Linked DNA regions of Homo sapiens: region 2 is linked to region 1. Evidence: read pairs that join two places in POLR2A ChIA-PET (ENCODE). Cell type or tissue: Caco-2. All regions are shown on one strand. Links, peaks and the distances in the headings refer to the core of each region. The heading gives the core; the rest is flanking DNA.

The links. ChIA-PET counts read pairs that join two places held together with the same protein. Peaks named below come from ENCODE experiments on the same cell type or tissue, not always from the same donor. Only the 100,000 strongest peaks of a DNase experiment are listed, where the experiment ranks them.
Region 2: POLR2A ChIA-PET joins it to region 1 with 13 read pairs; 9 of 35 experiments call an interaction of 5 or more read pairs at or near these places.

Annotation. Positions count from the first base shown.
Region 1 is chr7:73,741,948-73,744,855 of GRCh38, forward strand. No RefSeq gene overlaps it. Among named protein-coding and RNA genes, the nearest start is that of ABHD11, 4.6 kb to the left of the region's middle. RefSeq lists enhancers at 192-726, 571-1,770, 727-1,260 and a silencer at 1,055-1,174. In Caco-2, for the core only: no CTCF peak of the experiment used is centred there; DNase peaks (open chromatin) are centred at 554 and 1,144; H3K4me3 peaks cover 959 bases.
Region 2 is chr7:73,791,021-73,793,928 of GRCh38, forward strand. No RefSeq gene overlaps it. Among named protein-coding and RNA genes, the nearest start is that of CLDN3, 22 kb to the left of the region's middle. In Caco-2, for the core only: no CTCF peak of the experiment used is centred there; DNase peaks (open chromatin) are centred at 334, 1,811 and 2,781.

The DNA of each region.
Region 1 (2,908 bases), core at 169-2,668:
AAGGGCGTGGGGGTTGAAGATTCAGAACAATAGTATTTCAAAGGTGCTTTTTTTTGTTTGTTTGTTTTGAGAGAGTCTCTCTGTTGCCTATGCTGGAGTATAGTGGGACAATCTCAGCTCACTGCAACCTCTACCTCCCGGGTTCAAGCGATTCTCTTTTGCAGACTCCCAAGTAGCTGGGATTACATGTATGCGCCACCATGCCCGGCTAATTTTTGTATTTTTAGTAGAGACTGAGTTTCACCGTGTTGGGCAGGCTGATCTCAAACTCCTGACCTCAGGTGATCCTCCTGCCTCGACCTCCCAAAGTGCTGGGATTACAGGCATGAGCCACTGTGCCTGGCCTCAAAGGTGCTTTCAAATTGATCCCTGCCATACACCCCACCCTCCACCAGGTAATCTCAGCCTGGCCCAAGATCCCCACATCTAGGGGCAGAAGCAGCCTTGAGATATTTACTCAGAGTCCTGGGCCCCAGCCCTGATCAGGTGGCTGATGAAGGCAAGCAGAAAAACCAGTTGGTTTGATGTTTCCACTTGAACATTCCAGAGAAAGTGGTGGGGGCAGGGGAGGGGTCGTTGCTACCTGGGAATGGATCTGGGGGTGGTGTCATCCTGGGGGCTGCCCAGCCCTCTCAGCTTGTTAGGAACAGGCCAGGAAGCGTGCTGTTGGTTGGCGAAGGCCTCCTTCTAGGGGAGGCCAGAGGGGAGGACTTCCGGAGCCCCTGACATGTGGAGGTGAAGGTGGGAGGTGAAATGGACTATCGCTCTTTGGAGGTCGAGTGTACACTGCCCCATCCGTGTTCCCAGGCTTCCTGTGAAGTGGGAGGGTGCCGTCCTTATTCTGCTGATGAGGAAAGAGAGGCTTGGACGGCGAAGTAACCCAGCTCCAGGTCACTCAGCCAGTGCACAGCCCGGATTGTTTCCTTCACTGACTCCTAACGCAGTGCTCCGTGTATTTCATCACCACCCTTCAGGCCGTGGGGACCAAGGGCCGAAGGGGTGCGGCCTGAGGCGGCCGGGACACTGCGCCTAGGTGGCGCGGTGGCATTGAATGGGTTAAGGAGGGGAGGTGGCGGGTGTCCCTTAACTGCACCTGGCCCAGTATCGGTCACGTGGCCAGGGTTTCACCTGCCCCGCTGAGCAGGGACAATCAGGCTGCTTGTTTTGTGGCCGGTCGCCATGGTGACAGCAGCTTGCCAGGGGCGGTCATGGGGCAAATTCCTGCTGGCCAGCCGGGTGGGGCAGGAGTGTCAGCTGTGCTGGCACCAGTCGGGGCTTCCCGAAAGACCCCTGGAGCTTTCCCGTGGGGCTGTCCCTGGGGGGCCCCTATGTGACTCCGCTCGAAACCTCCTCCCATCTCAACCCCCACATCAGCCCAGCTTCTCTCCTCCCAGATTTTGAACCTGAGTTGATGTATTAAGCAGCCGGGATTTTCATATACGTTATTGTGTTTAATCCTCACACAGCAACCTTTCCCATGTGGGAATGGTAATCCCTGCAGGTCTGCTGCCGGCTGCGCCTCCCCTACTACTCACCCAACACTTTGAGAACACTGGCTCCTTCCTGCCTTGCTTCAACAAGCCCAGATCCATTAGAGCCTCTCACTGCACGCCAAGCACCTTCCTAGACGCAGCCGTGAACAAAACAACAAATTAATCTCACAACAAAGGATTATGTCCGAGTATTTATTTTCTTCGGAACAGGTTAGGTTGGCCCCAGTCATCCAGAGAAGGTGGGGACGGTACAGGATCAGGCCAGGGCTCTGGTATCCAGAACATCTCCACAAGCTCTCTCTGCCACCTCCCTGCCTCACCCGCACCTGCTGCCCACCAAGCCTTCCCACGGATTGTCCACAGATTCCCACCAGCCCCACAGATTCTCCTGCTTCCAGTCATTGCTCCCTCTGCTCCCTAACCTCCAACAGGCCCTGCTGACAGTAACAGTTGTCAATTTTTTTTTTTGAGATGGAGTCTCGCTCTGTCACCCAGGCTGGAGTGCAGTGGCACGATCTTGGCTCACTGCAACCTCCACCTCCCAGGTTCAAGCGATTCTCCTGCCTTAGTCTTCAGAGTAGCTGGGATTACCGGCACGCACCACCACGCCCAGCTATTTTTGTATTTTTAGTAGAGACAGGGTTTCACCGTATTGGCCAGGCTGGTCTCGAACTCCTGACCTCAGGTGATCCACCCGCCTCGGACTCCCAAAGTGCTGGGATTACAGGCATGAGCCACTGTGCCCCACTGGTTGTCAACTATTTTTTTCTGCCTCCTGATTCTGTGGAAGACCCAGTGTCTCCCAGGAACAGTCTCATCACATGTACAGATTCTTTCTTTTTTCTTTTTTATTGAGACAGGGTCTGGCTGTTGTTGCCCAGGCTGGTCTCAAACTCCTGGGCTCAAATGATCCTCCTGCCTCGGCCTCTCTAAGTGCTGGGATTACAGATGTGATTCTTAAAGTGGCAGGGTGAGGACACCTTCCTTTTTGGAATGAATGGAGGATGGTGAGAGAGTCTGTGTATTTTGACACCCAGCAACCTCTACCCCACTTGCCTGCAGGATACAGCTCAGTCTCCTCTGTCTGCATTTTGGTGTCTTTATTTTATTTATTTATTTATTTATATATTTATTTATTTATTTTTATTATTATTTTATGAGGCAGAGTCTCGCTCTGTCCCCCAGGCTGGAGTGCAGTGGCGCGATCTCAGCTCACTGCAAGCTCCGCCTCCTGGGTTCACACCATTCTCCTGCCTCAACCTCCCGAGTAGCTGGGACTACAGGTGCTCACCACCATGCCTGGCTAATTTTTTTGTATTTTTAGTAGAGACGGGGTTTCACCATGTTAGCCAGGATGGTTTCGATCTCCTGACCTTGTGATCCGCCCGCCTCGGCCTCCCAAAGTGCTGGGATTA
Region 2 (2,908 bases), core at 308-2,807, 49 kb after region 1:
ATGAATGGACCTTACCATACTGGTGCTTTCTGACTGAGCTCCTCTCTACTCTGAATGCAAGAGACCCTCATAGGTAGGCAGAAATATCGCCCCTATTCAGCCGGAAGAAGTTATAGAGGATGGATCTTCGTCCCTCTGCAACCCTTAGAATTAAGGGTTCTCTTATAAAAGGGAAGGGGGAAAATGTTGGAGGCGTGTGAACCAGAGCTCCATCTTTAACAGGAGCAGGGTAAAATGAGGCTGAGACCTACCATGCAGCATTCCCAGAGAGGAATTCTATGTCACAAGATGAGATGGGAGGTTAGCACAAGATACAGGTCATAAAGATCTTGCTGATAAAACAGGTTGCAGTGAAGGAGCTGGCTAAAACTCGCCAAAACCAAGATGGTGACGAGAGTGACCTCTGGTCGTCTTTACTGCTACGCTCCCATCAGCGCCATGACAGTTTACAAATGCCATGGCAATGTCAGGAAGTTACCCTATATGGTCTAAAAGGGGTAGGCATGAATATTCCACCCCTTGTTTAGCATATCATCAAAAAATAACCACAAAAATGGGCAACCAGCAGCCCTTGGGGCTGCTCTGTCTATGGAGTAGCCATTCTTTTATTCCTTTACTTTCTTTTTCCTTTTTTTTTTTTTTTTGAGGCAGAGTCTTGCTCAGTCGCCCAGGCTAGAGTGCAGTGGCGCAATCTCGGCTCACTGCAAGCTCCTCCTCCAGGGTTCACGCCATTCTCCTGCCTCAGCCTCCCGAGTAGCTGGGACCACAGGCGGCCGCCATCACACCCAGCTAATTTTTTGCATTTTTAGTAGAGAGGGGGTTTCACTGTGTTAGCCAGGATGGTCTGGATTCCCTGACCTCCTGATTCGCCCGCCTCGGCCTCCCAAAGTGCTGGGATTCCACGCGTGAGCCACCGCGCCCGGCCTATTCCTTTACTTTCTTAATCAACTTGCTTTCACTTTGCATTGCGGACTTGCCCTGAATTCTTTCTTGTGTGAGATCCGAGAACCCTCTCTTGGGTTCTGGACTGGGGCCCCTTTCCTGTAACAAGACCACGCCCACTTCTGTGACACTTGCACATCCCAGGTTGTGACCTGTATTTCTGACCCCCATAAATCTGGGGTTCCCATGACCCCCTCCTTGGTTTCAAGTAATTTGTTAGAGTGACTCACAGAACTCAAGGAAACACTTTACTTACATTTACCCATTTATTATAAAAGAGATATTACAGACCGGGCACAGTGGCTCGTGCCTGTAATCCCAGCACTTTGGAAGGCTGAGTTGGGAAGATCGCTTGAGCCAAGGAGTTTGAGACCAGCCTGGACAACATAGCCAGACCTCCTCTCTACAAATTAAAAAATATTTGTTTTCTACAAATAGAAAACACACCATTCCAGTGCATGGTGGCACACACCTGTAGTCTCAGCTACCAGAGAGGCTGAGGTAAGAGGATTGCTTGAGCCCAGGCGATTTAGGCTGCAGTGAGCCACGATCGTGCCACTCCCACTGCTTTCCAGCCAGAGCAACAGAGTGAGACTCCATTTCAAAAAAAAAAAGAGTATTACAAAGGATAGAGATGAAAGATGAACAGCCAGATGGAAGAGGTGCATATGGCGAAGTGTGGGCAGGGTGAGGAGGTTCCCTGCTCTTTCTGGTATGCCATCCTCCAAGCAGTTCCACAGGTTTTGCAACCGAGAAACTCCCAGAACCCTGTCCTTTGTGGGAATGGGGTGGGGGCTAGGAGGCTTCATTACATAGGCATGATTGATTGCATCACTGGCCAATGGCAATCAGCTCAGCCTTCAGCCTCTCCTCTCCCCAGAGGCTGAGGGGTGGGGCTGAGTGGTCCAACTCTCCAATCACAGCGTTGGTTCCCTTGGCAACCAGCCCCCATCCCGAGGCTATCCAGGAATCCACCAAGAGTCACCTCATCAGAACAAAAGATGATCCTACCACCCAGAAAATTCCCAGGGATTTAGGAACTTCTGTGTCAGGAACCGCGGGGGCAGAGACCAAATATTAGAACTAAAGATTCTCCCAGCACCCCTATCAATGAGGGTATTAGGAGCTCTGGCTCAAGAACTGGGGGCAGAGACCAAATCTATGTTGTTTACCATGTCACAGTGTCACACCCATTGCCTTTTACCTGGCTTATTGTACACATTTCAGTTACCCGTTCAGTTCCTGTAACCATCTGGGTTTGAGATCATTTGCTGGGCCTTTGCAGTTTGGTGTTTTGGCTCTGGGTCCCTTACTAGAAAAGAAGATGAGAAAAGGAAAAGAAAGGAATCCTGGCTGGGTACGGTGGCTCACACCTGTAATCCCAGCACTTTGGGAGGCCAAGGCAGGAGGATCGTTTGAGACCAGGAATTTGAGACCAGCATGGGCAACATAGCAAGACCCCAACTCTACAAAAACATTTTTTTTTTTCAAAAAAAGAAAGAAATCCAAGGGAACCTCAGTTTGGATTGGAGTGGGGGTAGGGACAGGGGTACTGCAGGTGAGAGGGGGCTAAAAGACCTCCATCCCCAGGCTCTGTGGGGTCATATGTTCTCATCAATCTCTTAAGTCTCCTTCCCAGGGTAATAGACACTGTTGACTTATAAGTTTATTTAAACGTGTAGGCCTTATCATATGCTTCATCCTAACAGCACAAAGTTAAACAAAGCAGCTTTCAAGGCCCAAGGAGAGAGAAGTTGATTTAAGATAGGGCCCTATCAGAGGTTACTCAACTGTTTCTGGCTCCGGCCTTATCACTGACAAAGGCCACGCTCCCTTGCCTGGGTGCGCCCTGAGCTCCAATGGAAAAGAGAAACTCCTTGAACAGACCTGTGGGTGTCAAGCAGCTGCCTTCTTCCCCAGCCAGCCCAGTGCCTGCTCTATGGGCTGTGACCACAGTGGCCATGGT